Linked DNA regions of Mus musculus: regions 2 and 3 are each linked to region 1. Evidence: chromatin loops called from intact Hi-C (ENCODE). Cell type or tissue: left cerebral cortex. All regions are shown on one strand. Links, peaks and the distances in the headings refer to the core of each region. The heading gives the core; the rest is flanking DNA. Region 1 holds the start of Cdan1 (congenital dyserythropoietic anemia, type I (human)). Region 2 holds the start of Ttbk2 (tau tubulin kinase 2). Region 3 overlaps Ubr1 (ubiquitin protein ligase E3 component n-recognin 1).

Region 1 (9,883 bases), core at 688-8,687:
TCTAGGCAAGCTGGGCGTGGTGGCGCACGCCTTTAATCCCAGCACTCTAGAGGCAGAGGCAGGTGGATTTCTGAGTTAGAGGCCAGCCTGGTCTACAAAGTGAGTTCCAGGACAGCCAGGGTTATACAGAGAAACCCTGGCTACAAAAACAAAAACACAAACAAACAAAACACCAAAAAACAAAAAAAATCTAGGCTCTTCTCTCCAGCTCTGCACACAGGCTGGCCTTGCAAACAGGAGCACAGCCACTTTTAGTTCTTTAGTTGCATGCTTTGCAATGAATATCTTTGGTAAAAGTTGCAACAAGTTAATCAAGGCCTAAAAAAAAAAGTAACAAACGGTCAAAGAGTCCTTGACGTCATTATCCACTGCACATTATTTGCTCCAGCCCACTGAAGCACTGTATGCTGATGCGGTGTTTCATTTTACTCCTGGACACTGCGGGAACTTGAGGGGCTGCAGCAAGTACCAGACTCCCTCTCAGTCACAGAGTCTTAGGCTTCTGTTTCTGTGATTGCATCCATTGTACAAAAGCAAAGGTGTACATTGCTGCATGTTTTATAAACCTAGACTGCATAGCTAGCTAAGTAATGAGATTTTCTACACCCAATAATAACCTTGACAAACAGGTGCCTTTTCCTCAAGGGCAGAAAATTTTACATTTCTAATCTAACATTAGGAATTGGTGATAGGAGAAACAGGATCCACAATTTAGTGGCTTTAGGAAAAAGATGCATCTTGAAAATGTTATCTTAAAATATACTTATAGATAATCTAGATTTAGCCTTGGAGATCAAATTTTCTCATATTTTAAAACTTGTTAGCTAGGTGTGATGGCTAATGTTTCTAACCAATACTTGAGGGACTGAGGTGGAAAGATGGAAGAGAGTCTGAAGCCAACCTCTGCTTCATAGTGATTGCAAGTCCACCTGGGCTGTAGTGTGGGATCCTCTCCCAAAAAACAAAAACAAAAACATTATTTTTTTAATTATTTTTTTAAGTTTTCATACATGTATGTATATATTATATGTTGAGTACACAGCTCTCATTTGTGTATAATTACTTCTGTCATGTTCATGGTTTGCATTCACTGTTTTACATTGTGCCTATTTATGGCTTTGGAATGTTGTTTCTGGGGGGAGGTCATCTAGCACCTCTGTCACTGACGTAATAGGACATTTGTAACCAACACCTCTGTCACTGAGGTAATAGGACATTTGTAACCAACTGTACTGCTTAAATTTCTTGAATTTGGTTCTATAGACAACATATTTGCAGAATAGCTTTTTATGTTTTAATCCAAATGCATTATAAGATTACAGCATGTGACGACTCTGATGGTCCTTACATGCCAACAACACTTAGAGTCCCAACTCAGAAGCCACAGTGATGCATATTAGACCTTAACTCATAGAAGAAAACTAGAGGCAGTTCCACAACCCAGTCAGTGGGAGGTGTCTGGTAAACATGCCCCACTTCCTATCCTCACCAAAACTTTACAAAACTCGAGTGTGCACTCTGAGAATGTGTAAGTAAAGTAGAAAGTCCTCATATTATTGGGTATTTGCCTTATTTTGGCCATTTCTCCAGAAATTTTACACAATCTTGGAGCCTTAAGGATCTTGTTATGCAGCATTGCTTTCCATAACTGCAGGAAGTGGGAAATTCCTAGGTAACTCCCAAGTATGGAACAAAAAGAACCCCTATTCACTTAGAGGAAAATATGGGTAAAATATATATGTTTTCAGGTAAGTTCTTCCTCTTGGGAGAGGATTTGCATCAGAAAATTAGTGACAAATTCATCTCTTGGTTTCACAATATCTCAAGATGCTAAATAGCAAAGATTTACTGAGTCATGATTTCAGTATTTGCTCCTATATAAGTACTAATAAACATGACAGCTAAGGCAAGTTCAAGGTGATGAGATGATTTCCTATACTGGGCTCAATCCTTGGTTTTAAGGAGCCCTTAACAAAAGTCCTTTCATTGCCCTTAAAATGTAACAAGTTTCTGCCTTCTCTAATTGGAGGTGATAGTATCTACACTGTAGGCTCAAGGTGATGCTGACCACATCTCCTGGTACCTTCAACTAGAATTTCTAGACCAACAACAGTATGAATGACGCAGATCTCTGAGACTAATAGAATTACAGAATTTGCTAATAACGTTATTTTACATTAACAGTGGGATTTATCTCTTGATAATTTAAAATTATTTTGTACTGTATACATGATTATTCACCTAAACCAAGTTTTTATGTAGACTATTCTTGCCATATGATACTTTTTAAAACTCCCATAAAACATAATTGAAAACATCAAAAATTCACTTGTATCAAAGTTGGAATGTGCCAGGTGTTTTTTGCTCACTTACAGTAGTAAACAAGGCTATACAGAGTTTGGGCTGTGATTTATTATTTTAGGGAGTTTGCTGAGAAGAAACCTTAAGACTTTATTCAAAACAGTTTGGTTTGGTTTGATTTTTTGAGATGGGGGTTTTTTCAGTGTAGCCCTGAGCTGGAACTTGCTCTGTAGATTAGGCTGGCCTTAAACTCCAGACCTACCTACCTCTGCCTCCAGAGTGCTGAGATAAAAAGGTGTGAGCCACCATGCCTGGCTAAAAACAGTTTTATTAAACTATAAATCAATGAAATTAGTTCTCTAAGATAATTAAGAAATTAAAATATAGGAAATAGATCTTCTTTTTAAGACAAAGGAAATGTAGCACTGGGCCACTCAGGACTTTGAAATTGGATTGGATTTCCTAGATTTTGGTGGTATATGCCTATAATCTCAACATTGAAGAGGTAAGGGCAGGAACAGGAGTTGAAGGTCATACATAATGAGCTGAATAATGAGTTCGAAGCTAACTTAGGCTCTATGAGACCCTGTCTCAAAATAGGGGGGAGGGGAAAGGCAGAAACAAAATCTTAGGTAAGAGAGATTGGATTGTTGGATTGGATGAGTAGACAGATCTGATGGCCTGGGCTCGAGCCACTTTGCTGTTCCCTGATGCACAGTTCTCATTCTCCTTTGACACCTTTCCTAAATGGCATCTATTTAATCAGATCATTTATTTACAGATTCCAAGTTTTTCAGAAAAGGAGGCACATCTCATTTTGTATTAGATATAATGAGTTCATAAATTATTACTGGCAAATGTTATCAAACTTAGTCATAACCCGAATTCTCTTACTGAACAAGAGAAATAAGTCAATGTTCTGCTGTCCTCCTCTTAATGAGATGCGAAATTGCTCTTTGAAGTTCTTTTCAATGTGTTACATTGTATCCTTTCTCCTTCAAGCATCTTCCCTTTATGTGTTTTTGCTCAGGCAACCATGGGCATAGAGTATTGAAAAACATGCAGTGCTTTTGTATAGGCCATCTGTACATAAAAGTGTAATTATTTATTTAATTTTCTCATTTGTACCATATTAAAGCTTTGTACAGTGTTTTAAGTTCTGTTTTAAAATTATTTTGTATTTTATTTTTATAATCTAGTAATAAAACATTCAGTCCGCATGCAAACTTTAGTGCTATTTGTGTGATGGTTTGGATTTCAAAAAGTGAAAACTATTTCCTAAACTACTAAAGTGTTACAGAAGTGACAGACAACCAAGAGAAGGCCATTTTGGCTAACTTAGACGCTAGGTGAACACCAGGGTTCAGGGGTCTGACGTGCGTGTTCAAGCTGACTTTGATATTCTTCTGTCTCTGCCTGCCAAGCACTGGGATTGCAAGCATCCACTAAATCCAGCACAGAATTAAGTTTTCAAAACTCCCTTTTCTTCTCCTTGGCAGTATGCTAGAGGGATTCCTGCTCCATCTACTGCCTATCACCAAGTGGTCTTCCTTTGAATGAGAGGAACACAGGGCCAATACACTGCTACTTTGTTTTGGAGGAAACTATAGATCCTATATCTTGATTTTTTTTTCTTTCCTTTTACTAAGGAGTATCATCCGAAAGCCTATTATATTTTTCAAAATAAGGGACCTGACAGGAAGTGTAGCCAGAGGGTTAACCAGCCAGTGTGTGTGGAGGAGGGTCGGGGGAGTGTGTCTAGGAATGCCATACTCTTCCAGAAGCTAATCATGAATCCTGACCTCTCAAGTAAAAGAAGTTGAGATATTCCCCTGCTGTAAACTCTTTAATACAATACGTAAGGGATTCAATACAAGTCTGATGGACATTTGATGATTTTATAACATGCCTCAGCATGAACTCTGTCCTCAATTGTCAGTTGATGAAAAAGTTGGCCAATGGTAAAGAGTCAGCCTTTTGAGTAAAAGAGGGGAAGGGGTGGGGAGCTAAGTAGGCCGGGCGCACCCCTTTAATCCCAGCACTCCGGAAGCAAAGGCAAGATAATCTATGAGGTCGAAGTCAGCCTGGTCTACAGAGTGGCCAGGCTATACAGAGAAATCATGTCTCAGAAAAAACAAAAAGGTCAAAACACAAGGTTACTCACTTTATTTTGGTTGAGGAGGGAGTGACTCAAAAAGCTCTACAGTCATGGTCTAAGGCTGTGCTTATGACAGGTGTCTGGTCTCATAGGCTGGTCTCTTAGAGTTGGTCACTTTTCCTGTCTGGTCCCTCTTTCAGACCCGGGTCTCCTCAGGCAGTTCATCTTATCACATTGCTCCAGGGGCCAGGAAATCAGAGAAAGGCGCCTCGCCGCCCTGCAGGCCTGGCTGGCTGGGCAGATCTTCCCGGGCCGCCAGAGCCCCACCCCTCAAGGACCCGCCCCGTCGTCCAACGGTCGATCCCGGTCGCCGGCTCCGCCCCTCCCGGCTGCCCGTGGCGCGAGTGCGCCTGCTCAGTAGCCTCAGAGCGCCTGCACAGGGATGGCGGCCGTTTTAGAGTCGCTGCTGCGCGAAGAGGTGCCGGTCGCAGCCGCCGTGCGGTGGATCGCGCGCAGCACCCCGAGTTCGGAGGTAACAGTGCGGACACGCCCTCAAGCCTGCCTGGAATGTGCTTCCCGCGGGGGATGATGCTTCAGTCCCTTCTCCCAGCCTGCCCTGCCTGACGGCCCGCGCCAAGGGCGCTCGCTCCTCTGCGCGCCGCTGCCGGGCCGCCCACCCTGCGGCCTCAGCCGCTGACGGCCCGCGCTGTCAGCTGACGCTCTCGCCCCGCGACCTCTGCTTCTTCCTCAGGATAGCTCCGAGGTGGCCGCTCTGAGCGCACTTCGGCCTCTGCGGAAGGAATTCGTGCCGTTCCTGCTGAACTTCCTGAGGGAGCAGAGCAGCCGGGTCCTCCCGCAGGGCCCCTCAACCCCCGCCAAGACCCCAGTCGCCTCGGCAGCCTTGCCAGCGAGGCAGGGGGCCCCGGCACGGGGTGGCCGTGGGGCGCGCAGCCAGCTTTTCCCTGCAGCCGAGCCCCTCAGCGCCGCCGCCGAGGCACCTCTGGCCCGCCGTGCGGGCCGCAGGCGGGGTCCGGGACCGGGGCCGTCCCGCGAACGAGGCGGTCGGGGCTCCGGGGCCGCGGAGGAGGGGGCGAGTGGCGAGAGCCCGCCTTGGGCCGGAGGCCGGAAGCCTAAGGGCTCAGGCAGCCCTGGCAGCCCCAGACTGTCGCTCTCTGATCCGCCAAACCTCAGCAACTTGGAGGAGTTCCCTCCCGTAGGCACCGTTCCTCCGGGCTCTGCAGGGTGAGAATCGGTCCTTATTGCAAGATGTTCGCTAAAGCCGAGCTTGGTGCCCCACAGTAGAGTGCGCGATGGTTAGAAGGTTGAGGGTGAAGAAACCACAATGGGGGAGGGTTTAAAAGGGGCCCAACTGTTATGGATGGAATGATGCTTGAAGATAGAAAATTGGAAAAAAACAAAAAACTGTGACTACTCTCAGCAGAACGAAGCCTTCTCGAAGGATCAACCCAACTCCGGTGAGCGAAGAGCGGTCACTGTCCAAGCCCAAGACCTGCTTCACCTCACCCCCAATCAGCTGTGTCCCCAGTTCCCAACCCTCAACCCTGGACACTAGCCCTTGGGGCCTTGGCCTTCCCCCAGGGTGCAGAAGTCTGCAAGAGGAGCGGGAGATGCTCAGGAAGGCGCGGTATGGCTTTGCCGCCACCTGGGATGTCAACTTCCTCCTTATGCGGGACTTGCAGGGATTTTTCCTGAACTTGATTTCTCCCTTCGGGATTCTGGGTTTGCTTCTTGGGCTGTTGATGTCTTCTCTGGCAGAACCTGAATGTGAATGTCGCTGGTAAAGCCAGGCTGATTAATCATGACATCTCCTCCTGTTCACATAGCACCAAGCAACTCCAGCAGTCACCTACCCCAGCCTCTCCCATCCCAGAATCGGGGTCTCCGGTTCCCAGCAGGACAGGAAACCTCACCGCAGAGCCTGCCGACCCGGCCAGAGTGTCTTCTCGACAGCGCCTGGAGCTGGTAGCCCTTATCTACTCCTCCTGCATTGCTGGTGAGTGAGCGCAAAGGGGGCTGCGGTGGATATGCTTGCAAACTACAGAGTAAGAGAGTAGAGGAGGCGCAGAGCCTTGGCCTGCTTGTCAGTGGTACGATGGTATGGCATTTCTCTTTATAAACAGAGAACCTAGTACCAAACCTTTTCTTGGAGCTTTTCTTCGTCCTTCAGCTCCTTACTGCTCGGAGAATGGTGGCCACCAAGGACAGTGACCTGGAATCAAGTCAGGGTGCCCTAGGTCAGTAAGCAAGTCTCACTTTGAGAAATGATGTTTGCAGGTGGGACAGTTCTTAACTAACGGTTTGTTGTTGACCTAGATTCCCTGGACACTCCCCTGTTTCGTAGCATCCATGATTGCGTCTTCTTTGCAGTGCAAGTTTTGGAGCATCAGTTTCAGTGAGTTTTCTAGCTGTGACATTTGAGTCTTATATGTCTGTTTCTAGCCGTGTGGGATGTGCATGCCTTTGCTTAATAGATACAGTTGCCCTAGACCTTACCTGTAACCTTTTGTTGAGGGGGAGGAGATTGTGGTTGGTTTGGTTTTTTTGTTTTGTTTTGTTTGGTTTAGTTTTTGAGTCAGGGTGATACTATGTAGCCCTTGCTGGCCTTGAATCCCCTAAGCAGAACAAGCTGGCCTTAAACCTGCATAGATTTTCCAGCCTGTGCGTCTCAAGTTCTGGAAATGAGGGCATGCACTACAACTCCTGGCCCATCTGTATCATTTGATTTTGTATCAAGGCTGAGTTTATCCTCTAAAAAAATAAATAGCTGGGTTTGGTGCTAAGCAAGGATTGCAAGTTTAAAGACCTGCCCAGGCTGCAGAAAATTGAAGGCCAGCCTTTGAAAAATATTAAGCTGTAGTCCCAAATAATATATACAAAAGAGTCTAAGTATATAGATCACTGGAGTGCTTGCTCATAATATAGAGAGCCCTGTATGCCACAAGAAAAAAAAATAGGGACAACAAACACATGGCAGCTGACCTTAATGTTCATGGCTAATATTCTATCCTACTGTCTTGCTCTCAGCTTCATGAAGTCTCATGTCTTCCTTCACCTTTTACCTTCATCGTCTTGATTGTTAGCCATGGCCTTGCCATACATACCTAGGCTTAAACACCTGTCTAATGCCTCAGATGTACTTTCTATCTGCAGCCTGTGTGCCGGTCTCAGTCATGTGTGCCCTCTCTTTGCAGGGTTCTCTCCTACCTGGATAAAGGGACCTTAAAGCTGCTGGCTGAGAATGAGCGGCTGCTGTGCTTCTCACCTGCTCTGCAGGGCCGCCTTCGGGCTGCTTATGAAGGCAGTGTTGCCAAGGTAGTTACCCTCGCTAGGTAGCCTCACTGAGTAGCCTAGATGGTCTGCAGATTCAGACAGTTTCCATGGTGCTGTCAGGTGGGCAGACTCTGGGCAGGAATAAGGAGTAAAGTCTTGTAAACGTGATCCAACAGGTCTTGTTTCCTAATGTTGTTGCCATGTTTTAGGTCTCCCTCGTGATACCACCCTCTGCTCAGGCTGTCTCCTTCCAGCCAGAAACTGACAATCGTGCCAACTTCTCCAGTGATCGAGCCTTTCATACTTTTAAAAAACAGAGGTGAAAAGAAAAGGGCCCTGATGAGGAGGGCATAAACAATCTCTCCTTTCCTCGAATTAGCAGCTAGGCACTGAAAGGGGTGGGTGACTGCTCTTCAGACCCTTTGCTGGCAGTCATCATAAAGCCTGTTGGCTTCATTCTGTTTCATGTCCACAGACCTGAATCCCTGAGCTTAGCCGACCATCTTAGGGTCAGCTTTCCCTGTCCACAGATGCCTGTGATGTGCTGCTGCTGGGTCTGTAACATTACCATCGTGTAGAGAGCTATGGGGTTAAAGACTGGCACTGTGGGCAGGCTTATCTTAAACCTTCCAAGCAAGGGAAAGTGCTCTGGGAAGTGGATGTAAGCAACTGGGAGGCAACTGATGAAGCTTCCATATCTTCCAGGGATGTGTTCTATGAGGTACTTCGAGAGTGGGAAGATCATCACGAGGAACCCAGCTGGGATTTTGAGAAGGGCTTGGGTAGCAGGATCAGGTGGGTGCTCCGTCCTTGCTCTGACAGTAAGCAGCAACCCAGGAATATTTAGGGTGTTGGTTGGCAAGGGTTTCCCTCCTTCACCCATCTCTTCCTCCGTCTCTAGTTATTGGTAACTCGACCTACCTAGAACAAAAGGGATTTCCTTTCTAGCTTCTCAATCCCAGGGATGCCATGCACTTGTTCTGTAAAGGCAGAAGCTTGGGAAAGGACAGAGCTCATAGATGAAACAAGTATCCTGTCCTTACTCCCTTACGTTGATAATGACGTTCACTGACAATGAGCATGGCCTGAAGATCTGAGAGGGCATTTCTGGGTGGGTTAAGTCTGTCTATCTAGTCTGGAGAAATCTTGGTGGTGAAGGAAATGAATGTTTCTTACCTTCTCCTGGGTGGGCTTTCTGGCAAAGAGTTTGTTCACCTCTTTGGTAAATAGCCGGAATGCATCCCTTGTCTCCTTTCTACACTGTGTCTCTTTCTCCTCAGAGCCATGATGGGTCAACTTTCAGCAGCCTGCAGCCACAGCCACTTTGTCCGCCTTTTCCAAAAACAGCTTCTCCAGGTAAGAACTGCAGTGGTAGCCAAAAGATGTGGGCAGATAAATAAAGGTTGGCACTCTGGATCAGATAGACAACCTAGTTGATTCTGGCTACAAAATTTAAAAGAACGCCTTCTCTTTGGGAGATAGTTCAAATTTGGCGGGCATGTGTTCTCTGACTTCTCTGGCCTGCCCTGGACTCCATACCCTTCTGTAGCCTCTCACCACCATCCCTTCCTTGACTTGGCTACGGTACAAAGAGAGCTTAGTAGTCAGGGTATCCTCAAACCCTTGTTCTAGTGACCTGAGGCAAACAGTGCTTGCCTTGCAGTTTTTATCTCCTCATCTGCCAAATTAGAAGACAAACCCTCTGGAGTGCTCATTGCTTTTTTTCAGACCCAGGGTCTTGCTCATACTGGGCAGGTGTTCTCCACCAAGCTATATATCCCAAGCCTACTTTCTCAGTATTTTGTTAGTTTTTCTCTTACGGGTTTTTCATCTCTCTCCTCCCTTCGGACATCTCAGATGTGTCAGAGCCCTGGCGGTGCTGGGGGATCTGTTCTGGGTGAAGCTCCAGATGTATTGAATATGCTAGGAGCTGACAAACTAGGACGGTTGCGGCAGCTCCAAGAACGGCTGATAGCCCCTCAGAGCAGTGGAGGGCCCTGCCCACCCCCCACATTCCCAGGCTGTCAAGGCTTCTTCAGGGATTTCATCATGAGTGCCAGCAGGTAAGGAACTCCTGTATCTCACAGGGAGAGAGACAGAGGCCAAGAAAGATTTGCTCTCCCCAATGGGCAAGCCATTTTCTTTTGCCTGAGCCTCAGGTTTGGATATGTCTGGTTCCTCCCATTTAGAGTT
Region 2 (9,883 bases), core at 808-8,807, 120 kb before region 1:
TAGGATCAATTCCCATCCCTCACATGACAGCTCACAACTATACCTCCAGTGGCTCCAACTCCCTCAGACAGACAGACATATAGGCCAAACACCAAGAAAATGCACATTAAAAATAAATACATAAAAAACCTGAGCAAAAACATAGAATTTAATATTCTAAAAAACTTAACTGCTGGCTTGAAGCTATGGCTCAATGATAAACTACTTGCCTAGAATGGTGATGGTCTAGGTTCAATCTCTAGTACGTTTCCTCCACCAAAAAACCCAAAACACTTTTTAAGTCTTACCCTTAATGATAATCATTAATTGGAGTCTCATAAAAGTTAGGGGAAAATGGCAAGGAAATTAAGAAATAACTACGGGGGGGGGGGCAGCGGTGGTGTATGCATTTAATCCCAGCACTCAGGAGGCAAAGGTAGGCATATCACTGAGTTTGAGGCCAACTGGGTCTACAGAAGTTTCAGAACAGCTCAAGGCTACATAGGGAAACCCTGTCTCAAAAACAAAACAAAACAAAACAACCCCTATAATTAGAATAGAATCATAGAATCATTTCTTCCCTTCTTTTGGCAGTGCTAGAGATCAAACCCAGGGTCTTTAGGCAAGTTAGTCAAATGCTCCAGCATTGATCTTACCCTGGAATTACTTTACAAATGTAAACTTTTTCTTTCTTTAACTTTTGTCAGGCTCAATACTCCCTTATAGTCTATTTTAATTGCTATCAAACCAAAATTGATATTCAATAACTCATATCCTCCAAATTATGGCTACCTTGTCTAGCTGTCCAACACTTTTTTCTAGCTTTATTCTTCATATTTGGATTTTAAATTTTTGACATAAAGCTTATCAACACAAAATGATGAAGTTTTGAAATTATTAAAAAATAAAACCAGGACACAAAACAGGGTAGTTCATACAATTGGTGTGAGGAGGTTTCTGTTAAAAACTGAACCGGGGCACTCTCAGAGAATCTCGGGCCTCTGCTGCTCACACACAGTCTTGTTTAGTGATTCCTGTTATAGTGTGTCTAACTGAGCTACAAACTTCCAAAGCAGTAGTTGCTACAATGCATTCTATTTGCTAAATACATAGCAGAACTCTGAAGTTTATTTGTATTTGTTTTTCTAGTGCCTAGCAAAGTAGTCCACCCTATGAAAATTTGTTTATAGAGATTCTGTCAATTGAGTAATGTTTAAATAGAAACTAGTTTGATGGAGAATATAAAGGCAAGGCTGTTTGGTGGTTTGCAGAAGCACTGTAAATCCCACGATTGGATTTCATGGTTTGAAGCTCTGTGTACTCAGTTTGAAAGCAGCCTGACAGCTATAAGGAAATTAATACACAGTTATTAGTGTACAGTTCTGGGGTCTGAGAGGTTTTGTTTTTGCTTTTTTGACCCCAGGAATTGGACTTAAAACATTGTTCATGATGAACCTGTGCTCTACCAGTGAGCTACACTCTTGGCCACCTGAGACTTTGGCTTTTCTGGTGCAACTTAGCTAATTCTCTTGTGCTGACAAAACACCTGGTTGGGAGGGGGGGCGGAGTTGGGGGAGGAAGCAGCTTAAGGAAGAGTTTATTTTGGTTCATAGTTCAAAGGTACAGAGTCAGTATGGGGCGGGGGAAGCTGTGGAGTGTGAGATGTCTGGTCCTCTTGGTGGTTAACTTCCTTTCTTGCTTTTCTGCTCACACAGCCAGCATTTGCACCCAGATCGGGGGATGTTAGGTGCTTTGCCTTTCTCATGTCAACTGCACACATTCACTCAGGGTTCCTCTGCACCCTATAATGCCACCTGGACTAGGGTGTGTCTTCCCCCTCTCCACTAACAAAATCTAGATAATCCCTCATAGACACATGGAAGAGAGCAAAGAGCTTGTCTCTTTGGTGATTCTAGCTAGAACCCTGTCAAGTTGACAAAGGATATTAGCCATCACAGGTGCAGAGAGGGGCACTCAACACTTCCTTCACATCCCAGGAGAATTTTTAAAGACAAGGAAGGAAAGCCCTGTCAGCCATCTTCTTTCTTTGATCTTCATGCTGATTCATACTGTGGTGTTGGGGCTGGGGATGTGATTCAGGAGCATTGTGCTTACCCTGCTAGGGTACAATAAACAAAACATTGTCATGTTGCCCTGGTAACCTCGTGCTGCAAATGACCCACATAGGTAATTTCCTGTTGAGATGGGGGTGGGGGAGACATATTACAAAGTGGCACCTAAATGTGGGTAGATTAGCACACACATGGAAGAACAGGAAAAGGAGAGGGTTATTCAGTGTATTGTTTATTTCATGCTGGAGCAAAGGGGAAAATAACTATTGTAAAGTGAATTATGTCTTATATGAAGTCTACCTGGTATAAAACTGAATCTTACTGACTACTTTGTAAGATTTTTCTTAAGTCTGAGTTTTGTTCCTTCATGTATCCAGAGTATCCGCACACCTGAGTCAGTCTTCTATTTCACCTTTATTTCCCCAAATCTCTTTTCTTTTCTTTTTTTATTTTAAAGCAGGGTTTCTCTGTGTAGCCCTGGTTGTCCTGGAACTCTCTCTGTAGACCAGGGTGACCTCAAACTCACAGAGAAACGCCTGCCTCTGTCTCCTGAGTGCTGGGACTAAAGGTGTGCACCATCACTGCCTATTTTCCCAAATCTTTCTGTATTAGTAGTTATCGCCACACAATCAACCAGTGTTGAAGATAATAGTAAACATTTATTTTTGATACTGCAGATTAAACCTTAAACATTTATTGTATCATATTTTTGTGGGGCTGAATGTGGGGAATGGCTTAGCTAGCTGATTCCGGCTTGGCTTATTTTACAAGGTGATTGTCAAGATGCCAGCTGGAAGCTGTAATTGCAGCATGCCCAAGACTGAGGCAGGAAGATCAAAAAACTGAGGCTATTCAGGGCTTCATGGGGGCTACAGCCTATCTTTAAAAGAAAACAATGAAGATTCCACAATGAAACCCATTTGTATCTTAACCTAATTTTTAAATTCTACCTGTTTTTGTAGCACATGTCTGTATTGAATAATGGGGGAAAAAAGCATTTTCCAACTTTCATCAATAGAAACAAAACAATCTGGCAACGCCTTCATGTTTGAATAGAACAAGATGACCTCACCATCAGTTGTCTTTTGTTTTGGTTTCTGTCCAAGAGTCTGCACATGACAGGCAGTAAGGATGTCTCCTGCTTGTAAAGGAATATAAAGAGGATGGTAGTTCCTTAACAGTAAGAACACTTTTGTCACCTAAGAAAATATTTGAAAGTAAAAGTGAACCTTTGAGCCGGGTGTGGTGGCGCACGCCTTTAATCCCAGCACTCGGGAAGCAGAGGCAGGCAGATTTCTGAGTTCGAGGCCAGCCTGGTCTACAGAGTGAGTTCCAGGACAGCCAGGGATATACAGAGAAACCTTGTCTCGAAAAACAAAAACAAAAACAAAAACAAAAACAAAAAGTGAACCTTTACAATTCATACCATTGCATCCTCTCTGTTCCTGGCAAACTCGTGGCAGTCATTGCAATTGTTAAGGAAAAAAGAACGTTGGGCATACAATATGGAATAGGTCCGCAGTTTGGTTTTGACATCAGTTTTGTGATCTTGGTAAAGTTTATTCTTAATTTTTAATGTCTATATAATGGATAGTAAAGAAAGAAGAGGGACTTACTCTTAGGTTTTGTTTTGTTTTTTTTCACCAAAGAGCTTGGCACATTCAACATGAAATACGTCTCCCATACAGCCTCGGTGTCCCACCCTTCATAGTTAGTCTTTGTGTGTCTTGAGCCACTCCTGCAAACTCCAAGCTTAGAGTCCCAGACTGGTCCACATGAAAGTTGTTCATTGTCTTTATCAAAAAGCCAATGAAATCTTTTTTCGTGGGTTGTGAATGGGCACTCCCTCGCCAGGCTGACATCTTTGTAACTCCTTTCTTTTCTCCCAATACCTTCGGGTTTCCCGGCCCTAGTTAGCAGCTTAGGTTAGGGGACAGCGCCCATTTCCCAGATCCTGGCAGCTCTAGGTCTGAGCAGGCGAGTAGACCTTAAGCAATGACCCGGCCTCACGATTCTCGACGCGACCGCCTCAGTGACAAAGCATTACCAATTTTCTTCCAAAGGGCCCAACTCTGTGGCCATAAGCACGCTGAGCTAGGAGAACACCTACTGAAGTCGGCTCTCAGAAGCACTGCGCCTTACATCTCTCCTCAGGACAGGCCGGCCGTTGCAGCGGAGGCTGGAACTACGAGTCCCAGAATTCCCAAGCACACGCGCACTGTCATTGTGATGCTCCTTTCCCGGTAACTCGCCCTCTCAGGCAAACCTGAAGATAGCGGCAATTCTCCGGTGGGGGGCGGAGACACTCTCGGCCCAATTCTCCGCCCCCTTCCTGATAGGCAATGGGACTAGCCAACCGACGCCACAGGCTGGGAACGTGCTCTCCAATCAGCACCCGCGGCGGAGAGGTGGGCGGTGCGCGCTGGCAGGGCGGGTGGGCTAGGCTGTGCGGCTTGCGGGGGGGAGAGTAACGTCGGGCCGGGTCAGCGGGCGCTGCAGTAGTCGCCGCAGCGGCGATGGGAGCGGTAGGGACGAGGAGGCGGCGGCGGCAGGAGGAGGAGGAGGAGCAGGGGCTGGCACGAGAGCAGCGGCCCGGGACAATCCGCAGCAATACCCGCAGCCGCTGCCGCCGCCTTTAGACGCGGACGGCATCCGAAGGGACCGCCGGCCGTCTAAGCCGCGCTCCGGTCCCGCCGCAGTGGGCGGCGGGGGATGGGCAGGCGGTGGCGGGCCCGCCTGCTGAGCGGTGACTCCTGCCGGTGCGGACCCTGAGCTAGACCCTCGTCCTCCGTCAGAGATCCTGCGTCCGCCGCGGCCCAGGTAGGACACACCCCCGAGCCCCAGGGCGTCTCCAAGAAGCTTCCCTGCGCCCGCCTCATCCCTCGTTCAGCTCAACCGAGGCGTGGAGGGGAGACTGCCCGAGACCCCTGGGTTTCTTATGCCCACGCCCTGAGGCGACGCCAGACCCAAATTGATCCTCATCCCACAGATCTTTCTGGTTCTGCCCCATTTCCCCGGAGGCTTTGGGTGCCTTCCCTGAACTTGGAGGTTCATGAAGCTGCTTCGTCTGTTTCTGTGGGTGACCCATATATCACTTGTACTCATGACTCTTCTGGCTACCAGGACCGAGCAGAGAGGAGTCTTTTGAAATTATGAGCGTTTCATTCTATCTTGCTTTTCCCACTGTAATGGAAGAGTGACGGGACTACCGAATCTCATTTGTGTGGTAACAAGGAAGGCCGGGACTTTGTAGTATTGAAGTAATGACCAGAGGGATTTGCTTTGACAAAGATGATGCTGTTGATACGCGGGGATGCCAAAAGAGGGACAAAAGAGCCTACATATACGCACTGTCGAGTCAGAGAAGTAAATAATCATGGGGATGCTAGGATACCTGATCCTTAAATGAAGTTCATTTTGTTTCAGTTGTGGCGCTGCCTTAGAGGTAAAAATGACATTGAGTTGTACTTTGCTTTGGATTAAAGTTGATAGGCTTCTCTCCCCTAGCTTTGGAAGCTGTCCTTTAACATTTAAAGAAGACAATTCTATTTTAACCTGTATATGATGGGAAGATGTTATTTAGTAGAATTGAATGTGTGTGAGAGAGTGTATTGTGAATGGACTCAAACTCTCAAATACAAGGAGGATTCAGGCTGTGTTTTGTTTCAGTGTTTGGTTTTGAGCCATTAATAGTTGCAGTGACATTAAACATGGACTTGCCAGGATAGACTGCAAAGATGTATCTGTTTTCTTTCAGCAAAGTGGACTAGAATAACATTCATTTAAGGAGTAAAAAAAATGAGGATTTTTTAAAAAGTATTGAGTGGGTTGAATACTTTTTACTTTTTATGTTGCGATTTTAAAGAAGCTGCAATGGTGACAGATATAACAGTATGCCATCTTGGAGAATCTATCCTGATGAGGATTATGATCTATTAAAAATTAAAGCATAATGAAAGAACTCTTTAACGCAGAAGCTTATATTTCCTGTATGATGAATTTTTATAGACACCAGAAAGGATGTTTGAAGCATGACTACAAAGGAAGGTTTCTCTAATAGTTTAACTTTATAATGGAGTGTTAGAAACTGATTTTCCTCTTTCAGTTTTGGACACATAAGAGACATTAAGGCTCATACATAACTTCATTTTATTTATAATTTCAAACTGAAACAATTTAATTATGAATAGAAAGCTGACTTAGAGATTGTATCTTGTTCATCATCTTGTATATGGTTCATGTATCATTGAATTCCATGTTGTATATGACTTCAGGTTCTCTTGTTAGGTACTGTTTTTTTTTTTTAATACCCCAGGAAAGCTGAGCAATTATGTAGGACTTCATATATCCTTAAATGTCATGTAAGAAATGAAGTTTGTATAATTTAAAAAATTCTAGGGAGCAATTTACACATAAAGATGCATTCAAAATGTGATAGTCATCGGTTGTTTAAAAGTGTTGAGATTTTTACTTTGTGTGTACCAGTGTTTTATCTGAACATGTATGCAGTGATAAACTATTGGTTTTTCAAAGCATAGTTAACACAGCTTAGTTCTGATTATGGAATTTAAGTTTCACTTTGTTGGCAAGCAGGAAGTTTTTTGTATGCTATACAACTTTTACAAGTGACACCTATGGATGATGTTGCTTTGTGGTTTAGAGGCAGAATTATTATGTAGTCCAGGCAGGTCCTGAAGCCCCAGGAATCCTTCTGACTGGGCCTCCCAAGTGCTGGAATTACAGGTGTTAACTACCATTTTAATGCCGTGCTGGGGTTCAAACCCAGGGCTTCATGCATTCTAGGCAAGCACGCTACCAACGGAGCTGTAACCCCAGCTTTACATTTTATTTTGAAAAAGGATCTTCCTAGTTTGCCCAGACTGGCCTGGGTCTTGTGATCTGCCTGTGTTTGTCACCTGAGTAACTAGGATTGCAAGCATGCACCACCACACCCAGCTCATTGATCTTTTTTTTAAATGTGTATTTGTTTTGCCTGCATATATGTAATTGCATTGTGTGAATGCTGCCTAGTGCCCAAGGAGGCCAGAAAAGGTGCTAGATCATCTACTGGAGCTAGCTGGACGATTGTAAGCTGCTTTGTGAGTGCTGGGAACTGAATCTGGGCCTTTGGAAGAGTAGACAGAGCGCTTAGCTACTAACCCAGCTCTCTAGCGCTCACTTTTTATCCATCCATCCATCCTTTCTTCCTTCCTTCCTTCCTTCCTTCCTTCCTTCCTTCCTTCCTTCCTTCCTTCCTTCCTTCCTTCCTTCCTTCCTTTCTTTCTTTCTTTCTTTCTTTCTTTCTTTCTTTCTTTCTTTCTTTCTTTCTTTCTTTCTTTCTTTCTGTTTTTCTGTTTTTCTGTTTTGTTCCACTTCAAAATAATTGCCTTAAAAAGTAAAGTTGAGTTGTTTTCCTTATTTAAGTCATGTGATCTTCTCAATATTGTATTTTTGTTAATATTTGTCTGCAACTTTCTGCATTGCATGTGTTGTATGTTATGAAGTATATTTGTACAGTTTGTTTCTTTTCTTTTTCTCCACTCTCTCTCTTTGTCCATTAAGTACCTCAGCTTATACAGTATCTAAACATGGTTTTTATTAACATTTTCCAATACCTAGTAAAACAGAGATAAAGGAAGAAAAGTAGGAAGAAGAAACACCAAAGAGAAAAGTGTAAGCTATACTGATAATGATATTTGATTTTAAAAAATCACTAGGGCTGGTGAGATGGCTCAGTGGGTAAGAGCACCCGACTGCTCTTCCAAAGGTCAGGAGTTCAAATCCCAGCAACCACATGGTGGCTCACAACGTGTCTGAAGACAGCTACAGTGTACTTACATTAAATAAATAAATAAATAAATAAATAAATAAATAAATAAATAAATATCACTAGATGCCTGGCGGTGGTGGCACACGCCTTTAATCCCAGCACTTGGGAGGCAGAGGCAGGTGAATTTCTGAGTTCCAGGCCAGCCTGGTCTACAAAGTGAGTTCCAGGACAGCCAGGACTACACAGAGAAATCCTGTCTCGAAAAACAAAAACAAAAACAAAAAACAAACAAACAAATCACCTAGATGTTAAATGACATGATAAGCTGAATTTGGACTCCCTTTCTGTTGAATTTTCATGGCATGTAATGAATTCAACAATATTCAGGGCTGGTGAGCTGGAGAGATGGCTCAATGTTTAAAAGCACCTGCTCTTCTTACAGAAGACCTGTGTTCCGTTTTCAGCAGCCACATGGTGGTTCTCAACCATCAATAGCTTCGGTTCTAGGGGGTCCAGTGCTGCCTTCTGACCGTCAGGGCACCAGACCCACATGTGCACAGACATACATCCATGCAGACAAAAGTATCATTCATATATGTACCTATATGTATGCATACATACATATATATAAATTATTCAAAGCAATCTCTGAATCTTTGAACAGTGAGTTATTGTAATAAATGCTTACAACCATTTTTAATACTTGCTAAGCATTTTCCATGTTATACTGCTGTGGGTTAAAGATTGAACAGTAGACAAAAGAGAAATATCTCTTTACTTTTGAGCTTATGATACACTTTTGAGCAAACCTGTAGAAACAGATAATTATACAAGTTTCATGTATTATGAAGAGAAAGTGTAGCCATGATCTTGTGACAAGTGTTTGGAGAAGAGAAGTTTGTTCAAGAGAAGTCTCTGTTTTATTAACCCTACCCTCTGTGTAGTCCGGTCTGTCCTGGAACTCACTCTGTAGGCCAGGCTGGCCTTGAACTCAGAAATTTGCCTGCCTCTGCCTCCCAAGTGCTGGGAAAATGTTTTATTTCAATGTCCCTCTCTCTCTGTCTGTCTCTCTCCTCCATCCCACCTCTGGTGAGTTCAGTGTATGTGTGTGTAGGCTCCCAGCCAAAGCATGCATGTGAAGGTTTGAAACCCTGTGTTTGCATTAGCTTCAGAGATCGGTGGAAATAGTTTCACTCTATTTAAATAATTAAAAATAAATGTACCTAAATTAATTAAAAAGTAGTAAAAATAGTGTGCACATAACTCTTGTATGTTATTCAGATATTATGCATCTGTGACAAACAGGAGAAAAAAAAAAACAAGAAGGAAACATTTTGTTTCACAGTGTTGAGGTTTTTACCCACTGTGGCAGGGAGGAGCATGGTGGAAAAGAATCAGCTCGCTTCATGGCATTGAGGAGGCACAGTAAATGCCTACGCTAGTGTTTCATGCCCTCACAGATATACCCAGAGGTGTACTGTACTAATCTCCTGAACACTTCTGAGTTCAACCAAATGAACAATCAAGGATTAACCCTCACAAGTCCATCCCTTGTTGACTTGCACCCATACATATCTCTTTTAACCATAGCATTTGGACTGGGAAGATGGCTCAATAGATAAAAGTGCTTATCACACAAGTGTGAGATCCAGAATTCAAATTCCTAGAACCTATGTGAAGGTAGATGTGGAAGCACACATCTGTCTATACATGTGCTGAGATAGTAGGTGGAGATGAACATCCTCAGAAGCTGTCATCTGGTATGTTTTGGGGAGAACAACAAAAGTCAGACTCTGTTTCAAACCTTCACATGAATGTTTTGGCTGGGAGCCTACACACACATACACTGAACTCACCAGAGGTGGGATGGAGGAGAGAGAGACAGAGAGAGAGGGACATTGAAATAAAACATTTTCCCAGCACTTGGGAGGCAGAGGCAGGCAAATTTCTGAGTTCAAGGCCAGCCTGGCCTACAGAGTGAGTTCCAGGACAGACAGGACTACACAGAGAAACCCTGTCTCGAAAAAAAACCAATAATAAATAAATATCTTAACATTCCATT
Region 3 (9,883 bases), core at 1,355-9,354, 130 kb before region 1:
CTGCCATTTGTGCTCTTCCTGGCTCTGCTTGCCTTAGGTCTGTTCTTTGTCAGTTGATCCAGTGGGAGGCACAAGCAAGGGGCTGGAAGCAAGGGAGGATAAAGTTCCCAGCCACCTCTCTGCCTCCCAGGACATCTTTTCAGTAGGGACTGTGGCTCTACTGATACCAGAAAAGCCTGCTGCAATCCTGTTACCCACTGGTGACTCAACCCAGGGCAACAGTGATGTCGTCTTTCCTCCCACTCCTCCGACCTGCACTGGGGCAAATAGTTAAGGCTTTTTTTTTTCCTTTTTTTTAAAGGCCTTTTGTCTCAAGGGCCTTCTTGGTCCTTTGTCACTTCTCCTGGGAGTAGGCAAGTATACCTACCACACACGCTGTATGCAGAGCCCCTATTATTACTGGTATTGCTACTTCCTGCTATTAATTTCTCTCATTTAAATTGTAGATGGTTTCTGTTCTAAAGACTAATTAACCAAATCCTTGAAAAAGGATTTAGAAGGGGTTGGGAGAGTAGGAAAGGAGAGAAAAGGGTAAGAGGTAAACTTAAATACACAGAGAGGATTAGAGAGAAGAGAGCAGCTGATGTGCACTGCAGTTTGCCTGTGACCAGCCTCCTTCTCTCTTGACTCCACTTACAGGTGGTGTGGAGATCCTGCCTTACTCAAGTCTTTGAAGCAGAAAAGTGCTGTGGTCAGGTTGGTTTTACTATTTAAATCTTTTCGATATATCCAGAACTGTGTTTCTAAAATGCTTGGCTGGTTTGCCTTAATTCTAGCCTGTCCCCTTTATTCTCAGTTCACTGTTTCCTGGATATCTGTTGGTCTTTGCCGCCAGATATCAGGTTTTTCCTACACTGATTTTTTTCTCAGAAATGGTTATCCTTCCTTCTTAAATTGTCAGAAGCCACCAGCTCCACTGGAGGAATCATCCTTGAATTGGTACCTGCCTGTCAAAAGGCAACGGAGCTTGTGTCTGGGAGCTGCTGGTTTACTAAAGCCAGGAGGTGGTGGTTTACACTGTTCATATAAATCAGTTTCCCCACCCTTTGAGAATAACAATATAAATAGATCTGACAGTCTTCTCCCCTTCTTGTGTATATGCTTAGAAACTAGACCCCATGCATATCTCAAAAAAAAAAAGAAAAAAAAAAGACAAACTTTTCTTAGGCTGTACATGATGGTACATAGCTGTGATCCAAGAGAGAGATTGAGGTATGAGGCATATGAGTGGCAGGCCAGATTGGGCTTTGTAAGGAAATGAGACTATTTCCAAACTAACAAGAAGTTTCCTCAGCTCTCTTTTCTCTTGAGTTATGGGTCTGTCCGAATCTACATTTTCCCTCAAGTACATGTCCAAATGCCACCTTTTCCCTGAAGCCTGTCTTCTCTGGCATGTGAGTGTGTCTATATATATCTTCCAGCCTCCTAAATCCCTAAACAGCAAACAAGAGAATGGCACGTTTGCCTGTGGCCTGGCTTATATTACATTCTGTGTATTATCTAATTGTTATGTGATTGAGTTGCTTCAGTAAACTGATACAAGAGTTGGTTCCTAGTACCATTTTCTCTTCAGCCCTTGAACTCCGTTCAGCTACAGGAAATATGCATAAGCTGCATTCCCTACAACCCAACGTTAGTGATTGATAACAGTAGCCCTGCGGCCGGTCAGTACCCAGAAAGGAAAGACACCGCTATATAGAGAAATAGAAAAGCTTATGATGTCAATATATATTTTTCAACTAGTACTATCATGCAGTTTTTTCTTTATTTCATATCATGGTGTACCTTTTAAATATCTTTCCACAGCATGGTACTGAAATAATCTGAGAAATTGAAAGGAGATAACACACATATACTCTTTGGTTATGAGCAACTGGCAATCTTAGTTAGTTATATACATGTGTATACTTTATATACATTGCATGATTTATATATAGTATATATATATAACATTATAGCACAAAATATAATAATATATAGGATATACCACTAATACCTTAAAGAAATATAAAGAGGAAAGTAGGTGTGCCTGTAGTCCAATACTTGAGAGACGGAGATAGAAGGATTGCTGTTTATTTGAGGCCAGCCTGGGCTACACATTGAATCTGAAACCAACCCAAGTTACAAAATGGGACCTATCTTTACAAAATTAAAAGAAAAAGGAAACTTAAAGAGGAAAAGATTCTTCTTTTGTTTGTTTGGTGTTTTTGAGACTGTGTCTTACTGTGTAATTCCAGCTAGCCTACAACTGTTATATAGCATGTAGCCCAAGTTGACCTCAAACTAAAAAGTCCTCTTGCCTCAGTTTCCTCTCTGTTAGAGTTACAAGCATGCTGCCATGCCTGATAAGACAATTCTTAATGAGGCAGGGTTAATTTTAGAGAAGATTATTTTTAGCTGAATTAAGAATTATAAGTGAAAGGCTTAGAGATGGCTTAGAAGTTAAGAATACTGCTCTTCCAGAGAACCGGGGTTAAATTTCCAGCACCTACATGGCAGCTCACAACTACCTATAACTCTAGTTTCAGGGGATCTAACCTTGTCTTCTGACCAAGTTGAGCAGCAAGCACACACATGGTGCACAGACATACATGTAGGCAAACCCATATACATAAAATAAATAATATTCTTAAAATATTTTTTAATTAGGGGCTGGAAAGATGATTCAGTGGTTAAGAGCACTGACTGTTCTTCCAAAGGTCCTGAGTTCAAATCCCAGCAACCACATGGTGGCTCACAACCATCTGTAATGGGATCCAATGCCTTCTTCTGGTGTGTCTGAAGACAGCAACAATGTACTTACATATAATATAAATAAATCTTTAAGAAAAGTATTTTTTAATTATAAAATATAAATTGATTTTCATCTAGGGAGAATCTCCTGTTACTCAGATGACCCTCCTTAGACTACATGGGTCTTTTACCGTCTCTTGTAAAGGAAATGGATGCTAACATTAGCCACTGAATATCAAGTGCTAAACATATTCTGTTTCACTTCAGTATCTTGTTTAGTCTTCAAGAGTTTTGGGAGTTTCCTTAATAAATGTATACATATGCACACACACAGTCACCATGTAGACCAGGCTGGTCTTGAACTCAGATCTGCCTGACTCTTGATGCTAGGATTATAAAGATGTACACAATTATGCCCAGTTCCTTCATACTTATATTTAACATCTTTTAAACTGTTGAGTCTTAATGAAGTTCATTTAATATTTCTCTTCTTTATTTTTTCTGAAAACATTAAATTGATGAATTGCCCATGGTTGGAATATATTCAACCTTAGTTTATAGATAAGTAAATGTAGCATGCTCTGAAGCCTTCTTCAGTTTTAATCTGCCTACTTATGTATAACACTGTCTTTTAAACTATGCCTCTAGGTACCCTAGAAAAAGAAATAGTTTGATAGAGCTTCCTGAGGACTACAGCTGTCTTCTAAATCAGGCTTCTCACTTTAGGTAAGAAGAAAAGGGGTGTGTGTGTGTGTGTGTGTGTGTGTGTGTGTGTGTGTGTGTGTGTGTGTGTGTGTGTGCACGTGTGCGCGCGTGCGTGCGTGTGTGCGTGCGTGCGAGGAGAGAGAGAGAGACTGTAACGTTCCTGAACTTGCATTTGGCCTACCATACAACCAATGAACTCATTGTGAAAAAGTGGCCAGTGAGGGGTCAGCTGGTAAAGGAGCTGCCAAGCCTGTTGTCTCAGAGAACAGTCTCCTTCAAGCTGTCTCTGAGCCCCACACATACACACAGATTTCTGGGTATGGCTTGCTTAAGAAGTAACTGCCAGGGGCTAGAGAGATGGTTCAGTGCATTAGCTGCTCTTCAGAGGTCCTGAGTTCACTTCCCAGCAACCACATAGTGGCTCACAACCATCTGTAATGGGATCCGATGCCCTCTTCTGGTGTGTCTGAAGACAGCAACAGTGTACTCACATACGTACAATAAAATCTTTTTAAAAAGAGGAGAGACTGCTGTGTATCCATTGTACTCGGTTTCCTCAAACCATGCTACAGTACACACTTCTGTCATTCATCACTGACAGAGTCGCAGAACTACTGCAGGCTGTACTGTTCACTGCCTCTTGCCTGTCCAAACTCTCGCCACTACAGAGGAGTTGTAACACCGATTCCTTTGCACGCCCCTGGCTTTTTGCCTCCTCCTCACTGATGATTCACTCTGTGAGATTAGCTGTGTGGATGTGTCATCATAGCAGAAATCTGGGTCTTCTTTCACTCAATATGTTTTTATGGCTTATCCAAGTTGTAGCTGTATTAAATTTGTTCCTATTTTGGTTAATATTTTTTATTATACATATAGACCACAGTTGTCTATATTTTCTTCCATAGATGGGCATTCATATTTATGAAATTGTTTCTTCCTTTTAGCTATTATGAATAATGTACTATAAACATTCACATACAAGCTGCCAGATGAATGTACAATTTTCATTTCATGTGAATGTATACATAGGTCATTTGCTAGGCCATATGTTTGATTTTCTTTAGTGTCAAACCCACTGTGTCATTTAACAGTCTCACCAGCAATGTATGGGACATTATGTCTTTACATCTTCACCAGCCCCTAAGTGAACTACCCATTTCAGTAAGAAACTTCTCTCACCAAGGTAAAGAGCAGGCAGGTCTGGCATAGGAGGTTCCCAGGCATAGGCCGGCTCAAGCAGGGGGTACTGGGGTCATCACTTGGTATAGGAGGTTGAGCTAGAGGAAAATTCCTGAGCAGTGGGCAGCACAGATGAGCCTGGCTCAGGAGGCTGTGCTGACCAGTCACCTGGAGCAAGATTCTCTGGTAGCATAGGCCTCCTTTAAGTGGAGCTAAGTTAAAAAAAATTTTTGGGGGGGGGAGAGTTATTTATTATTATTAATGTATGTCTATGACTCATGTGTGCAAATTTCTGTGGAGGCCAGCAGAGGGCACCAGATCCTCGGAGCTGTAGTTACAGGCAGGCATGGGGGGGCTAGAGTGATCTCAAGAGTTTCTGGAAGAGCAATACAAATTCCTGTATTTCTCTGCTGAGTAGGGTGAGTGATGGAACAGGCTTTATTACTAAATAGATACATGATGTGCTTCTTGTTTTCCAACACACTGAATGTGTCTTCCCCTGTTGAGGTGTCCACGGTCTGCAGATGATGAGCGAAAGCATCCTGTCCTCTGTCTTTTCTGTGGGGCCATCCTGTGTTCTCAGAACATCTGTTGCCAAGAAATAGTGAATGGGGAAGAGGTTGGAGCGTGCGTTTTTCATGCGCTTCATTGTGGTGCTGGAGTCTGCATTTTCTTAAAGTGAGTATGGAGTCATCTGGAAACACGTATCGAGTGAATATGCCAGTAGAATAAGTAGTTCTTTAAAAAAAAAATAATATTCTGTTTACATTTCCTTCATTGTTAGAGAAATCTTTAATGGCATAGGCTTTATATCAGTGACCCCAGTTCTGTGTAATATTTAGATATGAAAGGAAAGCTTGAAATCCTAAAACTTATGCTTATAAAGTATGTGCAGATTATTAATTTCAGACTGCCTTATTTATGTGTGTGTTTACTTGTATATTTATTTAGGTTTTTTGGGACAGAACTTCTCTGTGTAGTTCTGGTTGTCTTTGAACTTGTTTTGTAACCCAGGCTAGCCTGGAACTTACAGATATCTTCTGCTTCTGCCTCCAGAGTACTGGGATTAAAGGCATGGGCCACCATACCCAGCTATTTATTTTGAGACAGGTTCTCTCTATATAGACCAGGCTGGCCTTGAACTCTCAGAGATCCTGCCCCCCAAGTGCAGGCCTATGTTTGCCTTTCTTTAAGATGTTTTTATTTCCTTCTTTAAACAAACGATTGACTACTTAGAACAATAGTTATTTATAAACGAAGATAGCTTGCATGGGAGAAATCAAATTTAAAGTTGATTTCTGTGTTTTTTCTGTCCATTTTCCTGTGAAATTCAATTTTTGCCTATATAAACCCTTAAGACTTACTGTGAGATATATTATCATTGCTTAAAGATATATTATCAACCTTTGAGGGGCTGGTTAGATGGCTTAGCAGGTAAAAGCACTGACTGCTCTTCCAAAGGTACTGAGTTCAAATCCCAGCAACCACATGGTGGCTCACAACCATCCGTAATGAGATCTGACGCCCTCTTCTGGTGTGTCTGAAGACAGCTCCAGTGTACTTACATATAATAATAAGTCTTTGGGCTGGAGCAAGAGGGACCAGAGCAAGCAGAGGTCCTGAGTTCAATTCCTAGCAATCACATGATGGCTCACAATCATCTGTATAGTTGCAGGGTACTCATATGCATAAAATAAATAAATAAATAAATCTTTTTTTAAAAAAGGCAACCTTTGAGACAAGAGCAAAGAACGGTATAGAAGTCAAACTCAAACACTTGTTTGCTTGAAGCCACAGGAATAAGTCTGTCTATCCCAACTATTTTTTGTAATTTGTTTGCCTTATGATTTCTCATTGTGGTCCTTAACCATTTCTCTGCAATAAGCATCTCAAGTGTCCTCAAAGTACTATTGGAGGTTGGCTTGAACTAGGAAAGCCTTTAACAGTTCTAGACTGGAGGGTGCTCTATCCTTCCTTGAAGCCCCCTTCTGCCTAAGTAGCAAGTTAGGAAAAGGCAAAAATAGGCCCAGCCACATTTCTCCAGGGTCCTATGGCTCACAGGACAGTCTCCCATTCAGTATATCCAGGTAGAATTACTAATTTCCCATTTCTCTAGATCCACGGATCCTTTTTTTTTTGTTTTTTTTGTTTTTTTTTGGTTTTTTTTTGTTTTTGTTTTTCGAGACAGGGTTTCTCTGTATAGCCCTGGCTGTCCTGGAACTCAATCTGTAGACCAAGCTGGCCTCGAACTCAGAAAGACGTGCACCACCACACTTGGCTCATGGATCCTTTTCTATTGCATCAAGAAAAACAGCAGTGTTTGTTCCTTCTACTCAGACAAAACAGTTTATTGCAGGCAGTGGTGGCGCACGCCTTTTAATCCCAGCACTGGGAGGCAGAGGCAGGTGGATTTTCGAGGCCAGCCTGGTCTACAGAGCGAGTTGCAGGACAGCCAGGGCTACACAGAGAGACCTTTCTTCAAAAACAAACAAAACAAAACACCCCACAGTATAGTGTTTTCATCCACGGCTGTATTGCCTTTTCATTAAATGTTTACTGAGCATGTCTTGTCTTTAACTTTGATTCGATGTCTATCATCTGCATATGTGTATCTAACAGTGTTTGCTAACATTGGATTTACTTTTCAGAATCCGAGAATGCAGGGTGGTCCTGGTGGAAGGAAAAGCCAGAGGCTGTGCCTACCCAGCCCCTTACTTGGATGAATATGGAGAAACAGACCCAGGGCTAAAGTAAGATTTTCTTTAGTGGAAGGTTTAATCAGTTGTCTTATATTTTATTTGCTTTATTGTATGTGTATATTAATAGTTCTTTAAACGTAAACTCTAGAAATAGAGTTACTGATGTTTGTGAGCTGCCATTTGGATGCTGGGAACTGAACCTTGGTCCTCTGACAGTCGTTAGTATCTTAACCACTGAGCCCACTTTCTAGCACCTGGGCCTGGTGAGACAGTGAGACAGGTTCCCTGATGCTAGGAGGCTGAGTAGCTGGTCAGTACCACATGTTATCAACTTTTTATGTAGGTTTGGGGCCTTGAACTCAGGCCCCTCAGGTTTGCATGGCAGGCACTTGACTGACAGAGTTCTCTCCCAAACTTTATTATTCTTTTAAAATATCATCCAGAAGAATAGACTCACTAGATAGGGCTTGGGCTCTAATGGATTATATAGGGATTTGTTTTTATCGAGACAGCATTTGACTTGCCTTTAAGTTTAAGAGGAAGGTACTGAGTGGTCAAAGTAGTTAATGCTGGTCAGGGTGGAGGTCACTTTTAATTCCAGTACACAAGAGGCAAGTGCAGGTGAGTCTCTGAATTTAAGATTCATCAGATCTGAATAGTGGCCAGCCAGGGCCACATGGTGAGAGTTTATCTCAAAAACAAAACCAATAGCAACAACAAAATAGTTAATAACTGAGGATAATCTTGAGTTGTTCTAGAAAAGTACAAAAATGTGGAACTTTTAAGTTAATGATAAACAGTGTGAAAGTTGACAAGTTGCTGAGACATCTGATGTTCCAGGGACTGAGATGCCAGGTATCGCTATGACTGTACTCAACAGACTTCAGACTTTTTGTGTTAGCTGGCACAGTGTTGCAAACTAGGTAACCCTGGAATAGAAATGTACTTACTTAAACATTTGCTAAGCCAGGTATGATGATGCACATCTATACGGAGTTCTTGCTACCTGGGAGGATGAAGCAGGAAGGTCACTGGAGTATCACTGTTCACACCCAGCCTGGACACTGTAACAAGACTGAGAAAAAAACACAAACAAAAACCAAGAAAGTGTTCACCAAGCATGTGCAAGATGAATCATAGGGAAGGTTATAAAACAAAGTATTTCTGAGGAGAAGAATGATTTAAGGTCTTAGTGTTATGCCTCAAACCTAACCTCCTACACAAAATCATAAACTGAAGCTGGGTAAATTGTGAGGACAGAAAGCCATTAGAACCTCATTCAGCTATCCACCAGAAAAGACCAGAGCTGCTTCAAGTTAGAACCTGTTTAAATGAGGTCTCATTATGTTCATTATGTATGAGACCTGATTTCCCAAATAGTCTATTTCTGCTTCCTTAACTAAGTGGTGTGCCAAGTTCTTAGTAATCAGTGAAGAGTTGCCCTGTTTCTGGGCCTCGTCCTGATGCTTGCGCTCATAGCTGCAGGGATGTCTTGGTAGTGTGTACTGATTTAAGACTAGAGATGGCACTGTTAAAGCTTAGATGTCAGCTTTGTTTTTTTTTTTTTTTTCCTGAAGGAGAGGAAACCCACTTCATTTATCTCGGGAGCGGTATCGGAAGCTGCATTTGGTCTGGCAACAGCACTGCATTATAGAAGAGATTGCTCGGAGCCAGGAGACTAATCAGATGCTATTTGGATTCAACTGGCAGTTACTCTGAGCTCCAGTTCTGCCTCAAGACAATCATGAGTGACATCAATAATAAAGACTGATCTAAAATTCTAGAGAACTTTCTGAGGACGGGGAAGTATTGGAGGGTCTTTTGATCCATGTCCAGATTCACACACATTAATAAAATATTCCTTAATGGAATATTGCTTTCAATTATCAAACATAAGCTTCAAGGGAAAAACAAGACATAGATTAATGTTTTATGTTCTAGAACACTAAAGAAATGCTTGTTCATCCAAGTGTCTATTTCTGCTAATATTTCCAGAAAACTCCTTTCCCTTCATAACTGTCCTAGTTCATTTCATATCACCCACCTGGTTAATGAGGTCACATTAAGCATTTGTGGACATTTCTCCATCTGGCTAACATCTCTGCACCTTTGTATTTGGTGTTTCTCGAGTGTAGTTTAGCTTGGGTTAGATCTGAAAAGATGCTGATCACCTGTGATGGTCTAAAGAGGAATTGCACAACTATGCAGTTTCTTTCAATTAAAAATTTCAAAACATGTAAACATCTTTCTTCTTTAAGGAAATATCCTTATTGTACCACCTACGGCTTCAGTCAGAAACAGATCTAAATCTCTCTATGGAGAGTGCTAGCTGTGCTAGTCTGGAAAGCATCCTTCCAGTATAGACCTCAAGTAGATTCAGGAGAATGTGCTCATTACGCATTCCTTATACAAAAGCCTGTTATCCTCACCTGATTCCAGGGAGCTCTGTGGAGTCACAAGTTCTCCATCAGTTACATTTCTTAAGGCAGATTTCTGCAGTAAGATCTCGTCTCTTGGGGCCCCATCCTATTGTCTCTCAGAAAACTCTTGTTTTGAAGCAAACTCTT

What was found. A loop is a pair of places that touch in the nucleus more often than their neighbours do. Peaks named below come from ENCODE experiments on the same cell type or tissue, not always from the same donor. Only the 100,000 strongest peaks of a DNase experiment are listed, where the experiment ranks them.
Region 2: it touches region 1 in a loop (10-fold over the local background); 14 of 42 quality-filtered maps call a loop at or near these places.
Region 3: a loop joins it to region 1, with 2.4 times the contacts of the local background. A loop is called at or near these places in 15 of 42 quality-filtered maps.

What each region holds. Positions count from the first base shown.
Region 1 is chr2:120,726,460-120,736,342 of GRCm38, reverse strand. Cdan1 (congenital dyserythropoietic anemia, type I (human)) reads left to right here and starts at 4,826. Exons shown (of 28, transcript NM_026891.2): 1 at 4,826-4,931; 2 at 5,151-5,641; 3 at 5,838-6,044; 4 at 6,244-6,413; 5 at 6,541-6,654; 6 at 6,734-6,812; 7 at 7,612-7,732; 8 at 7,900-8,009; 9 at 8,396-8,485; 10 at 8,971-9,046; 11 at 9,548-9,753. The coding sequence starts at 4,842. Ttbk2 (tau tubulin kinase 2) reads left to right here. Exons shown (of 16, transcript NM_001024856.2): 16 at 1-3,527. It also overlaps a transcript of Stard9 not described here. In left cerebral cortex, for the core only: a CTCF peak has its summit at 4,849; DNase peaks (open chromatin) are centred at 4,797, 5,606, 6,263 and 6,306; H3K4me3 peaks cover 3,290 bases; H3K27ac peaks cover 1,007 bases.
Region 2 is chr2:120,845,044-120,854,926 of GRCm38, reverse strand. It overlaps Ttbk2 (tau tubulin kinase 2), which reads left to right and starts at 4,509. Exons shown (of 16, transcript NM_001024856.2): 1 at 4,509-4,871. AV039307 (expressed sequence AV039307) reads right to left here and starts at 4,271. Exons shown (of 4, transcript NR_038350.1): 1 at 4,162-4,271. In left cerebral cortex, for the core only: CTCF peaks have their summits at 4,153 and 4,361; DNase peaks (open chromatin) are centred at 2,806, 4,373 and 5,032; H3K4me3 peaks cover 2,657 bases; H3K27ac peaks cover 1,662 bases.
Region 3 is chr2:120,861,802-120,871,684 of GRCm38, reverse strand. Ubr1 (ubiquitin protein ligase E3 component n-recognin 1) reads left to right here. Exons shown (of 47, transcript NM_009461.2): 43 at 640-696; 44 at 3,382-3,459; 45 at 5,125-5,295; 46 at 7,266-7,367; 47 at 8,894-9,883. The coding sequence ends at 9,035. AV039307 (expressed sequence AV039307) reads right to left here. Exons shown (of 4, transcript NR_038350.1): 2 at 9,361-9,497; 3 at 8,267-8,391; 4 at 4,995-5,355. Among named protein-coding and RNA genes, the nearest start is that of AV039307, 16 kb to the right of the region's middle. In left cerebral cortex, for the core only: CTCF peaks have their summits at 3,962, 4,923 (motif pointing right) and 6,154 (motif pointing left); DNase peaks (open chromatin) are centred at 4,142, 4,916, 8,770 and 8,968; H3K27ac peaks cover 1,765 bases.